3 separate regions of the Homo sapiens genome follow, and all the other regions are linked to region 2. A link is a contact called in ENCODE Hi-C data. All regions are on one chromosome and are shown on one strand. The core of a region is the stretch at or near the end of the contact, and the rest is flanking DNA. Distances in the headings are between cores, read along the strand shown. Region 1 holds the start of RNF7 (ring finger protein 7). Region 2 holds the start of CEP63 (centrosomal protein 63). Region 3 holds the start of SEC61A1 (SEC61 translocon subunit alpha 1).

Evidence for each region. A loop is a pair of places that touch in the nucleus more often than their neighbours do. Pooled maps may share reads with other maps.
Region 1: a loop to region 2 is called in a map of B cell, with 17 times the contacts of the local background. The contact joins the promoter of RNF7 here to the promoter of CEP63 in region 2. A Hi-C loop is called at or near these places in 2 of 168 maps with a recorded cell type or tissue (B cell and CD8-positive, alpha-beta T cell) and 5 of 50 pooled maps.
Region 3: a map of B cell shows a loop between it and region 2 (18-fold over the local background). The contact joins the promoter of SEC61A1 here to the promoter of CEP63 in region 2. A Hi-C loop is called at or near these places in 2 of 168 maps with a recorded cell type or tissue (B cell and naive thymus-derived CD4-positive, alpha-beta T cell) and 3 of 50 pooled maps.

What each region holds. Positions count from the first base shown.
Region 1 is chr3:141,737,020-141,741,437 of GRCh38, forward strand. RNF7 (ring finger protein 7) reads left to right here and starts at 1,279. Exons shown (of 3, transcript NM_014245.5): 1 at 1,279-1,497. The coding sequence starts at 1,323. RefSeq lists enhancers at 822-871, 912-961, 1,072-1,751, 1,312-1,551, 1,752-2,430 and silencers at 1,052-1,311, 1,572-1,751.
Region 2 is chr3:134,484,416-134,488,642 of GRCh38, forward strand. It overlaps CEP63 (centrosomal protein 63), which reads left to right and starts at 1,642. Exons shown (of 15, transcript NM_001353108.3): 1 at 1,642-1,787. It overlaps ANAPC13 (anaphase promoting complex subunit 13), which reads right to left and starts at 1,570. Exons shown (of 3, transcript NM_015391.4): 1 at 1,537-1,570. RefSeq lists enhancers at 1,225-1,344, 1,375-1,474, 1,555-1,664, 1,756-2,574.
Region 3 is chr3:128,049,476-128,053,872 of GRCh38, forward strand. SEC61A1 (SEC61 translocon subunit alpha 1) reads left to right here and starts at 2,962. Exons shown (of 12, transcript NM_013336.4): 1 at 2,962-3,084; 2 at 3,360-3,427. The coding sequence starts at 3,078. It overlaps LOC102723759 (a long non-coding RNA gene), which reads right to left and starts at 2,700. Exons shown (of 4, transcript XR_007096073.1): 1 at 2,487-2,700. RefSeq lists a cis regulatory region at 2,527-3,143 and a silencer at 2,636-3,275.

The DNA of each region.
Region 1 (4,418 bases), core at 29-2,528, 7.3 Mb after region 2:
TGGGGAGAGGCTCAGAATCCAAACTTGACAGAGTAGCTGTCCACCACTAGGTGATGGTGGGGTCAGGCATCTCCTTAGGCTGGCTGTGCTTCTGTTTTCTTTTCAATGGAGATACCGGCTTTCTTGGAAACACATGTGATGGTGGGCTAGCCGTAGAAGCACTACTATAATAACGATGTGATCTTTGTCATTTCACTTCTTCAGACCTCATTAGTCCTACATATAAAAAGAGGAAGTTAAACTAGCTCAAATGTACTGAGCAGAAGGAATGGAGACTGTGCAGCTGAGGGAGCGGGGCCTGAAAAATAAGTGTGGGTTGTGTCGCCACACACCGGGACTCCTGGGATCCCGACCTCTTTTAGCGGTCAAAAGAGGGCAAACTAGTTGCCTAACAATATTTAGAGCTATTTCTCTCTTTTCACTCTCATTCTACGAGTGTACACCGGAGTTTCTAGCAACTACATGGTATGTGAAGTCATCCCTCTAATGATAACCTGTAATGAGGTTACTACTGTGATTTTTAATGAATACATTTTAAAATGTTTTAATTTCTTCAAAAGCAAACATTAATCTCTACATATGTGTGTATACATATACAGGAAATGTATGTATATATGAATATACATATATTCATTGTATATGTGTATATATATTCATACATAATATGTGTGTGTGTATATATATATATATTTACACATTTCCTACATAAATAAAAGTTCTTTAAGGTCCTAATAATTTTTAAGTGAAAAGGAGTCCTGGGACCAAAAAGTTTTGAGAATCACTGAACCAGATTTCTAGATCTTTAAGATCATTTATTCACTCAACAAATAATTGTGCCTCCTGTGGCCAGGCATTTTGCAGATACGGAGGATAATGTGGTGATAGCAACATGTTTCCTGCTCTGATAGAGTTTTACATTTGGGAGGGAAGAGACAAACGAATAAATTAACAAGATAATTTCTGAGAGCAGTAGGTTTAATGAAGCCGTAAAGCAGGACACATATCCCTGCACAATCTGTGCGCCTGCTCAGACGTAACACCCCGCAGCGCAGCAGGCAGATTCAGCGGCGTCGCCCCATAAGGGCCCGAGCCCTCTCAGTTGGCCTAGGACGGCGAGGGCGGGGCCTGCCCGCCCCCCTGGCGCTGGCGTCAGGTGACGTCACTGTGCCGCGCCAGCCAATCGTGGGCAGCCGGGGTCTAGGCACCACGGTGGCTGGCGGCCTGCGGGCGGCGCTGTGGCCCGTCGGGCGGCTCCACAGAGCCGCCCTAGCCTTCCGCCTTCCCCAAGCCAACGTCTCCGCCGTCGGCTCCGCGGCGCCGCCATGGCCGACGTGGAAGACGGAGAGGAAACCTGCGCCCTGGCCTCTCACTCCGGGAGCTCAGGCTCCAAGTCGGGAGGCGACAAGATGTTCTCCCTCAAGAAGTGGAACGCGGTGGCCATGTGGAGCTGGGACGTGGAGTGCGATACGTGCGCCATCTGCAGGGTCCAGGTGATGGGTAAGCGCTGCACGCGAGTCCAGGGCCGCCCTGCGGCCTCCGGGAGCCGACCTCGGGGTTGGGAAGGGACGGGCGTCCGTCAGAAGCCTCGGAAAGTGCCCTGCCTGGGAGAGTGGGTGGAGGTCGCCCTGCCCCGGCGCCGGAGGAACGCGGAGCCACGCTCCTGCTGCGGCTCCTGAGGGCTGCGGCCGCCGCCTGGGGCTGCGGGGTTGTGCAACAGGCGCCCTGCGCCGGGTGGTTGGTGTTCTAGGGAGAGAGACGGGCAATAAACGGAGTTAAACAAGGTAATTTCAGGTAGTGATGGGTGTGACCAAGAAAGTAAAACCGGGTGATTGTTGGGAACTAGCAGGAAACACTTCGGTTTGTGTGTCCAGCCCCAGCCCCACCTCTAAAAGCTCAACACAAGGTGGTCAGGGTAAAGGCCGTGATTCAGCAGTGAACTTTAATAGTCTTGGTCACCACCAAAGTGATGCTCCAGAGTCATCTTCCACAAAACGACACCCTTAGTTCTCCTCGAGGGACGCAGGAAAGTGTTCATAGCCATTGCATTTCCGGATTAGCTTACCGCCGCTCTTCGAATGGCTTTTAAATCTGGATTGATTTAAGACGGGTCAGATAGCACTAGCGTGGCTTGAAGGGAACAGTGTGGTTCAAGAATATCTAAGTTTCATGGAAGCTGAAGAATTGTAAGCCCTTTTTTCAGAAACGTAAAACTTCACCTCCATCACACCCCCCTCTCCATATTGGATGCCATTTCCTGGAGAAGATACTGTGCTGCTCTGAGTCATGCCTTTGTGGAGAACCCTCTTACAAATATGTCTTCTTTCTGTGATATTTTGAGTTAAAATATTAGACCAAGTGAAACTTTTCAGAACAGCTTAATCTTGTTATATTTTATATGGTTCTAAGAACTCAGACCACTTTGAAAAGCAGGTGCTATTTAAATGCAAGTTGTATTTTCAGATAGGGCATTTAAAATTACTATGAGACCCTCTTCAGTGGAATTCTTTATTGAGGGTAGTTAAAGAAAACGGACATTTCTATCGTTTGAAAACTGTGACTTGTCTTGAAAAATGAGAGAATTGGAGAACATACAGAGAATTGCTCACCTTAAGGGGGGTGAGACTGTAAACATACCAGAATCAAGAGATTTCGCAGTTTATGCTCTTTTGTCTTTTATTCCTAAGGGCTTGTTTCAAAGAGGATTTACAACAATTGGATTCAGATATTTTTATCTTTCTCTTTTGAAAGACCTTGATATTAGACATGACCCACTTATTTTACATGGATCACTTGAGCCCAGGAGTTTGAGACCAGCCTAGGCAACATCGCAGGACCCTGTCTGTACAATTAAAAATTAAAATAAAAAGCTGACCAGGCATGGTGGCCTCCAGCTACTCTGGAGGCTGAGGTGGGAGGATCCCTTGAGCCCAGGAGGTCGAGGCTACAGTGAGCCTTGTTCCTGCCACTGCCACTGCCACTATACTCCAGCTTGGGTGACAGAATGAGACCCTGTCTCAGCAACAAACAAACAAAACATATGAGGCTTTAAAAGTATCTAGTTTATTTGCCAGCAATACAGCTGCCCCTACCCCCACTTAGGAATCATAATTTCTAGTTTGGGAAGCATTTTTAACTGATCCAGGAGACTCTTTTTTTTTTTTTTTAAGACAAGTTTCGCTAAACATTTTATCTCCTAAATAAATTTCCTTTAGTTTAAAGGAAACTAAGCTTTCACTTAGTTCCTTTCCAGTTTAAAAATAATGTTCCCAAAGGGTATTTTCAAAAGATTTGTCTCCCAAAAAGCTATTTCCTCCCCAAAGGAAAAACATTTAAAGAGTAAGTGGAAATGTATAACCTGAAATAATGATTGAAACTTTGCAACAAATAAACTTTACTGAGAGATTTTAATGTAGGTCAAAGTATAGACTATAAATGACACATTTCATCATAAACTTTCTAATTATAGCAAGTATTCTGCTACTACAGGATCAGTCTTGCATATTTACAACAGCTGTACTTTGGGTTCAGGAAATTATTCTAGGCTAGACCTTTGTATTTTGTTTATGAGGTGTTAAAACCCACTTAGAGGTCAGGTGACAGCAGAAGGAAATTTTTTTTCCAGACTTCCTAGTCCTTACCCTAGCATCATTCTAAAAGGTGTTATTGTACTCCTTAGAAATGTGCTGTTTTAGATTCTAGGAAGATCATTAAAGCAATTTTTTATCTTTTATCTGAAACTTTAGGAATTTGTGTAGATTTGGGTCAGTTTTGATAATCTACATCAGAGCTATAAGTGTAATTTAGAGATTCCTAAATTCAGCAACAAGAACCCACTTAGTTCCCTTTCCTTAGTATTTGGAATTTGTCTCACACACTTGTGATTTATTATACTTTCTGCTCCCAAGACTTGCCTGTCAGCCCATTCTGATATGGATAACACTCTCTTCGTTTCCACTCTCCTCCCTTCATTCAGAAAGGAGTGATGATTACACAGTGAGCAAGTGCTGATGAAAAGGGGAATAGGTTTGCTAGTACAGCCAGTTATAATAGCCAGAGTAACCCTTCATGACTGTATCACCTTGGATATTTCACATAACTTTTTGGAGCCTTATTTTCCTAATTTGTAAAGAGGCAGTTGGGATCACCAACCTTAATATTAAAATTCTGTGATTGCACAGAACTAGCGCCAGATTCAGGTAGGATGTCTTCACTGTTATATCACAACCCTCATGATATTTAGGTGTTTGTCTACGTCCCCATTTGCTCCTGAGCCCCTTGAGACCCAGCCTTGGTCATTTTGGTGTCCCCAGTGCATAACTCCTTGCACAGAGGAGATAGTAATTGTGGGATTGAAGAAAACCTCAGGAGGCAGTGGTTGTTTTTAATCCACACTGAAGAGACTAGGGCAGTGGTGTTTT
Region 2 (4,227 bases), core at 392-2,891:
GGCTCACAGCTGTCCCCCATAGGATAACTGCAAGATATCCCTAACACCTTGGCAAAAATTATACACAGATTGGTGTGGGAAAGGGTTTACACCCCCATGACAAGGATCTCGGCAAAAGTTAAGCAAAATGCGCCCTGCTACTTCTGTCACCGGTGAGCCAGGTGAGGGCTTAATTAATCCAGTACTCAATAATTAACCGAGTACTACCCAGTGGATAACTCAAAGCAAGACGAAGTTTTGGTTATACTTTTGAAGTCCCTGTCTTACAAGTGCTCCCCACTTTCCTGCTGCTACTCCTTTGTCCTTGCTGCTCTGTCTCCTGGGATACCCTTCTCACTTTCCTCAGCTGATCCAAACCTGACTTTCGGAGGCCCACGTAGATTTTCCACCTTTGTAAAGTTTTCTCAAATCACTCGAGCTTCAGTAGGCCTTCTATCCTTGAACTCTTGCTTCTTGTCCTAACTTAATCTACTAAACAAGCTAGGTCAGCTTTGTGGTCAATTGCTCAGGTATTATTGCCTCCAACTGTTACGTGTACATTTTGTACCCATGATTCCTTAGTAGATCTTTCCACATTTGGTCTCAATCTTTTTCACCTGTCCCTTCTCCAAACACCTCCAACCCTGTCACATTTTCCAGCCTTGACAGTTAAAACCCCCTTTTCCACATCACTAATGCCACTCTTCCTTTCAAGATAAACGCAGGCGTCAGCTCTTGAAGGTCAACATCCCATTTCCGGGATTAGGCGCGAAGGTGCCTTCCCTCATAAGGGGCTGGAAGGATGGGAAGCATCAAGATAATCAATGCCCAGGGCACACTGATTATCTTGTGTATTAAAGCCACCGTCCCAAGTACTCGTCACCCAGTACGACCACTGTTTCCTGAACAAACTTTTCTTACTCACGTGACAGTCCCGATGCCTGCAATGCTCTTTGTTTCTTCCTTTTTATTCCAGTGAACCCACAGTCAGTCTAAAAATCTTAGGTCCCAGGTCGCTTCCTATAGGAGGCCGCCTCCAAACCCCAGGCTGAGTGCGGTCCCGGTACCCACCCCTCCAGGGGTCTCACAGTTCCCTAAGCACAGAGCATGGCACCAACTGGGGAGTCTGTCAAACAGCCCAGATGAATGTCTTTCCAAACACGCGGTGCCTGCGTTTCCAGGGACAGGGACACGTCTTATCAATTTCTATATATTACAGCTTTGTAAACATAATATTTATAAAATCAAAGCGGGAAAGCCTTGTTCCTTGCTAGAAATGAGCCTCGCAGGCCACCACCATCCGCACCGTACGACAGGCCGTCCCTCAGCTGCGGCTTCCTGCCTCAGGCAGGATGTACCAAACGTGGAAGCGGAGACGGGGAGGTCTGGGGGTGCCACGCAAGTCCCTTTCCTCCCGACACGAGTGCAGTAAAGAAAAACGGTTATGAGCGTAAAGTGACAGCCTCGGCCGATGGGAATAGGGGGAAGTCCGACACTGAGCAACGAACGCATTCCCGCGCCTCCAAAACCTAGGCCGGGGGCGCTGGAAACCCTTACCGGCACCCGGCCACCGCGGCAGACGCTTGCTCCTGCCACGCCCCCCCCCCCTCCCCCGCATCACGTGTCTGCACTCGCTTTCCTCGGATTCCCGGATGTGGGTGAGTTCATTTGCTCGCGTGCAGGGGAAGTCTGGAGAAGGCATTGTTTCAATTATTAAAAGTGTGGGGGCAGTGGGCGGAACAAACGCGCCGACTACAGAGGCTGGACGTAAGCTTAGCGGTGGCGCGCGTGCGCAGCGCCGGCCCGAGGTAACGGCGGGAAGGCTCAGGGGCGTGCTTGCGGCAACCCTGTAACCGCCGGTGCGCAAGTTGGAGGGGCAAGGGGCTGCCGTGTCCTGGTCTGGAGGCGGCCCAGGCTGCCTTGGTGATTCTGGCTTCGCGGCCTCATGGCTTGCGGCCGGTTTGCGCAACGGCCTGCGAACCACCAGGCGCGTCCCCGCCGGCTTGGGTCCGCCCCGAAGCCCAGTCCCTCGGCCTGGCCCGCTATGCCCTGCACACTGGCGGAGTCTGGCGTGGCGCAGCCCGGCGTGGGGTTCGGCCCCGCCAGGTGGTCAGCCCTTCCTCGGAGTCCAGGTGGCTGGGGGCGCTTCGGAGAGTGGCCAGGTGGGCGAGCGAGCTGCGCCCAGTACTCACCTTCCCCGGCGGACCCACCTTCCTTTTCAGCGGAGAGACCCCAGTGCGGCCTCCCTGCCAGGGCTGCTGTCTAGCTAGCGCTGTTGGGACTACTTCATTCACGGCACAAGGGGACCCGCTCATTTAGTGTGGCATGTTAAGGTTGGCAGCTTTTAAAATAGTGAGTTGGTTTAAACGGTTATGTTAGTACAAGAGGTACGGAAATGTGGCATAAATCGTGGACTGAAATTGGAGAACCCTGAACTAACGGCTCCATGCACACAAATGAGGGATAGAAAGAAATAAGGACGGTTTCTTAGGAACACTTTAATCATGGAGATACTTGAAGACAGTACATTTAGGCTTATAATGTGGTTTTTCTTACGTCCCTTACGACATCAGGAGAGTAAAGATGAGTATGATGTCAGAGACAGGTCGTCTTTTACAGTTTCAGCACCGTACGCTGATATGCACAGAGTAGTTTTCCCTGAGCCTTATGTCTGGTTAAACTTATTAAAAGAATTTATTATTTTAATAAAGCAGTATTGTAGGGTAGATGCCCTGTATTTATACAGTTCCTCAAGTGCTTGCATTTATTTTTTAGATACGAGGAAATCATAAGGATCGTTGATTAGATTTCTGTTAGCTGTAGCTTAATGATAAAGTGTATATATTTTCTTATTTGGCATGCAGTACCATTTTTAGATTGATTTTTATTTTGAGTTTGCTTTTTGACTGTGGCATTATCAGTGATCAGGGTAGTAAAAAGCTCTGAAACTAAATTAGAGTAGAGATTTATAAACAGGCACACTGCCTTTTAAAATGTATGTAGATGCAAATCTAAAAGTTGTTTGTAAAAATTGTGTATGTTGATTGTACTGATGCCATTTCCTCTCGTTAAAATGGTGGAAGACCTTTGCTTAGTCCTTTCTGTTCTAATTTATGTTGTGCTGGCAGATGGTGACAGCATCAGTAGTCCACTCTGTCATTGCTTCCTGCTTTCAAAAAATGTCAACTTGACTTGAAATTCAGCTAAAGCCAACATTGACAGAAGGTTTCAGGAACTGAATCTCCGATCTTTATGTTATTTTAGTCCGCCTCCCCGCCCCCATCAGGAGCTAGGTTTTTCAGTTTTACAGAGCCACAGTACTGTCATTACACATACACAAATTAATAAAAATTCTCTAATGTCAATATCCAGTCAGATAACGATTTCTTCAACTGTCTCTTAAATGTCTTTTTACAATTAGCTTGTTTGAACCAAAATCCCACAGGGATCTGCCTATTGTGTTTGGGTGATGCACATTTGACATCTTTTAATCTATATTTGTTCCCTCATAGTTATAGCTATGGGATTAGCCCCTATTTTTCCTTACAGTTCTAAATTTAGCAGATTGCATCGCACAGTATCCTTTAACATGTATCTCTGTTGCCTTTGTGTCCTCTAAACCAGGGGCCCCCAAACCCGGGGCCGCAGAGCAGTACCAGTCCGTGGCCTGTTAGGAACCAGGCTACAGAGCAGGAGGTGAGTGACAGGCTAGTGAGCATTACCTACCACCTGAGCTCTGCCTCCTGTCAGATCAGCCGTGAGGTTAGATTCTCCTAGGGGCACGAACCCTATTGTAAACTGCGCATGCAAGGAATCTAGGTTGCACACTTATAAGAATCTGACTAATGCCTGATGATCTGAGGTGGAATAGTTTCATCCTGAAACCATGCCCCTAACCCTGTCCATGTGTATTATTCATATTACTGAAGAAGTGGTTGGCCGGGCGCGGTGACTCACGCCTGTAATCCCAGCACTTTGGGAGGCCGAGGTGGGCATGAGGTCAGGAGTTTGAGACCAGTGTGGCCAACATAGTGAAACCCCGTCTCTACTGAAAATGCAATAAAATTAGCCGAGTGTGGTGGTGTGCGCCTGTAATCCCAGCTACTCGGGAGGCTGAGGCAGGAGAATCACGTGAATCCGGGAGGCGGAGGTTGCAGTGAGCCGAGATCACACCATTGCTCTCCAGACCAGGCAAGAGTGCAAGACTCGGTCTCAAAAAACAAAAAAAAGTGGTTTGGCCATTCCTCC
Region 3 (4,397 bases), core at 1,712-4,211, 6.4 Mb before region 2:
TAACTATATAATAGTGCTAAAAATTCTGACAGTACCTTCTAAATCTTTTTTTTTTTTTTTTTTTTTTTTTGAGACAGAGTCTCGCTCTGTTGCCCAGGCTGGAGTGCAGTGATGAGATCTCGGTTTACTGCAACCTCCACCCCCCAGGGTTCTAGCCATTCTCATGTCTCAGCCTCCTGAGTAGTTGGGACTACAGGCACGCACCACCATGCTCAGCTAATTTTTTATTTTTAGTAGAGGCGAGATTTCACCATGTTGGCCAGGCTGGTCTCGAACTCCTGGCCTCAAGTGATCTGCCCACCTTGGCTTCCCAAAGTGCTGGGATTTCATGAGCCACCAAGCTTGGCCCTAAATCTTTTTGATTGCTTTATCCTCACTCTGATAACCTTTTTGGGAGTTCTAAGTTTTCAAATACTTAATTTATGAAACTGATTATATTCTTTTAAGTTCTTTTCTCATCGATAATCACAATTTTTCTTCACTTGCACAAGCTTTAAGAGCATTCTGATGAATATATGTTTAACACTTTGATCTTTTAACAATAGAACTTCTGAGCACTCAGTACCCAACATTTCTGTCACTAGCAATGTCAAATTTTTGGTTGAAAAAAATTATTTTTTCACTACAAAACTATAGATTTTATGTAATAAAGTTTATCTTATAAATTATAAATTTTATTTTGTGCTGATTCTTAAACAGTATCAAAAGAAGTTCCAGGCGGGGATTCATTATTATTACAAATTTCTTGTTTATTCTTCTGCAGATATCAAGATTTACATTTATCATACTTAAAAGTATTGAAAATTCATCCAGATTTTTGTGGTCTCTTTCATTCTAGGTGGATGTTTCTAATATCCTATAATAAAATCTTAAATGTATAAATATAAAACACTGCATACCTATTTTCCGAAGAATTAATGTATGTGCTTACAATAGAAATATTTTATTATTTTTTGAGACAGAGTCTCACTCTGTCGTCACCCAGGCTGAAGTGCAGTGGTGAGATCTCAGCTCACTGCAGCCTCGACCTCCCAGGCTCAAGGGATCCTCCCACCTCAGCCTTTCCAGTAGCTGGGACTACAGGCATGCGCCACCATGCCTAGCTAATTTTTTTCTGTATTTTTTTCTAGAGACAGGGTTTTGCCATGTTGCCCAGGCTGGTCTTGCACTCCTGGGCTCAAGTGATCCTCTTGCCTTGGCCTCCCGAAGTGCTGGGATTACTGGTGTGAGCCACTGCACCCAGTCCAATAAAAATATTTTAAACTAGTGATTCTCCTAAAGCAATCAGTGATTTAACACACGTAACTTGGCTGCAGTCCCTGCAGTGACACAGGCCAGATTGTGTCATAATGTGGAAACAACAGGAGGCCTGTTATCAATGGTACTGACATCCTACAACTATTAGCACAAACCAATGAGTTTATATTAAAATTTCTATTAACTAATTGTAATATTTATTGTAATTACTATACTATTTACCCTCGAAATATTTCAACATTTTAACCATCAATATGGTGCAGGGTGCATAATGGCTAAATATCGGATCTAGTCTATATGCTGAACTTAGTCCAGGGGCTGCCAGTTTTAGCTTCAGGCCAAAACTCCAGAAGAGATCATCAGTGGGTCCTGGAAGTGAAGATGGGTTGCATTTCAGACTCTGAATAAAGAGTCAATGTCTTCTTTTTCCCCTTTTTGGTGGGGGATGGATATCAAGTGATGTCACACCTAGACCACTTCACTGAAGTTACCTGCCTGTTCCCAGTAGTCCTTTGAATTTTCCACCAGTGGGTTTGTATTCCAAAAAAGACTTCCTGTCCTGTCCAACTTTCTGAGCCAAGAATGTACAAAACCTGATTATCTGCTAGAAATGGGTGAGAATGGAAAAATCCAAATAGTTGACACCTAAATTAAAAGCAAAAAAGCATCTTGCCACATATGTACCCTCAACTTCTACCTGTCCTGGTCAAGGTTTAGCTCCATGAAACCTTGCCTGATCCCACAAGGCGTGCCCACCTCCTCCCTGCTAAATGCTCACAGCATTAAGTCTGTTTCTCTTAGATGACATCATACCTACTGACTACAGATGCCTGAAAGTAAATTCCAACCCCCAGCCCCAGCATCCCTTGCCCTACCCGTTATCCCCCTTTCCCACACCGATCTTAGGCAATCACACCGCCATGCTTTGCCCACAACAGTCTCCTCAACCTGTTCCCTCATTCCTTCTCGCCAGAATCTATCAAGGCTCGGCACAAAGGTACTCTCCCAGGAGGCCTTCCTGAATTCTTCTGTGAGGCAGACTACTTCCCGAGCTGCCCCGGCCCTTCTCCGGCCAAGTCTCTCCAGAAACTCATCCCATTCGTTCTCAGATGGAAGGGGACCCACACCCACGACAAGCCTCCGGGTTTGCTTAATGACTCAGACAGCGAGGGTGCTCGGTAAGCCCCACCAGCCCGCGCCCTACTCAGCAGGTAATGACGGAGACCTACTAGGTGACGGGCGCCGCGGTAGACGCTGGGATAAGGTCCCTGCTCCAGGGAGCTTACGGTCTATTCACTAACGTCAAAGAGCAGTGAGTGCTGTTACGTGTATGGGAGCCACCAGGGTCTCCGCCTGCCTGCAGGGCCACGCGCGCACTCGACGCTTCGCGCCTGCCTCAGTTTCTCCGTGAGGCCGCACAGCCCCAGTCTCGGGAGGCGTGACACACCCTCCCCGCGCGCTCTCGCGTTACCAAGTCTGCGCAGCCGCACACCCCCAGTCCCGGCGGGCCCCGCGCGCCAGGCCCCTTCCCGACAGGCCCCAGGAGCCCCGCTGCATGCCGGGGCTTGAGGTCTCGGCGAAGCGGCGCGGCGCGGCGAAGCGCGGCGGCCGGCGGGCGCGCGTGGCAGGAAGCGGAAGCGATCCGAGGCCCGGCCCCGGCCCCGCCCCGCGCCGCGCCGCGCCGCTTGCCGCCGGGCTAGCACTGACGTGTCTCTCGGCGGAGCTGCTGTGCAGTGGAACGCGCTGGGCCGCGGGCAGCGTCGCCTCACGCGGAGCAGAGCTGAGCTGAAGCGGGACCCGGAGCCCGAGCAGCCGCCGCCATGGCAAGTGAGTCCTGTAGGGAAGCCCTATTGAGGCCGGGACGGAACAGATCCCCCTTCCCCACACCCGTGCGGTCGGGCGCCCGCCGGCCAACCCTGACCGGCCCCCTGCAGAACGCGGCCCGTGCCCCCGGCCCTTCTCGAGTATCCCCACGCGTCCGGGGTGCGGCCGGCTCCCCTGGCCCCTGCTCTCACTCGTCGTGGGCAGAAGGCGTCCCTGGGTAGCGCGGAAGGTTACTTCTCTGTGTCCCAACTCTTCCTGTTTTGTTTCTCCCATCAAAGTCAAATTTCTGGAAGTCATCAAGCCCTTCTGTGTCATCCTGCCGGAAATTCAGAAGCCAGAGAGGAAGGTAAGTACCCCAAATCGCCAACAAAGAAGGTTTCAGGAAACTGTCTGGACTCTGGAAGTTTACAGTATGATTAAAAATGGCTTCAGCACGGCAATGGAAACTCTCCCTTCTCTTCCCTTGGAGTGTAGTTGTGCTCTGTTATTCCGGAGAGCTGTCGAAAGGTGACCTGGTTGTGTGGAAATTTCCACTGAAATCACTGTGCTTTATTTGGAGCATCTTTGGTGGATGTTGCTCCGAGAACAAAGCCTCCGGTTGCCCTGTCCCAAAAATGGATCCGGGCCATGAATGAATAAGGCCTCAGTTAGGATAGCAGATTGAGTTACCCTCCCTTTTTCACCTCCAACGGGAGCAGATCACGGGTTGGTTTTTTTTCCCAGGAGATGCCCTTTGTATCCAGCTGCTAAAGGGAAGGGCTGTCACTTTAGTATTTACAAATGATTTTGTACCTTTTATGTAGGCTGTCACAATAGGGGGAATAAAGGCTATTCTTTTGTGAAGTCTGCTGCTTTTCACAGACGGTGTATTAAAACAAGGAAAGATTAAATTTAGAGCTGTGCTGAATCAGAAATTGTGTGGAGTGAGTGTTGCCAGTGTAACTACAGCTGTCAACGAAAAAAAGTTTCATTAGGTTCCTAGGTTAGAGAGTGGGGAATAAAATGTTTGTGTCCTCACATTATTTTTCAAACTGTTGTTAAAGCATTCACATGGACACTTGGGTGCTTGGAATCCACTTTCATTTTTTTACGTAAAATAGTTTCATATAAATGCCCATGTGCTGCTTTTAATGGACGAATTTGTAAAGCTTTACCCCCTCAATTCCAGTGTAGCGAAGGGGCATGGCTCTGGAGGCAGGCAAGCCTAGGTCCCACCCTTTACATAGCACCTTAATAGCTATGTGACCTTGGCCTTGTAACTCAGTGTGGTAGACGGAACAAGGGAAATACGTGCAAGGTATAGCAGTGGCTCAGGA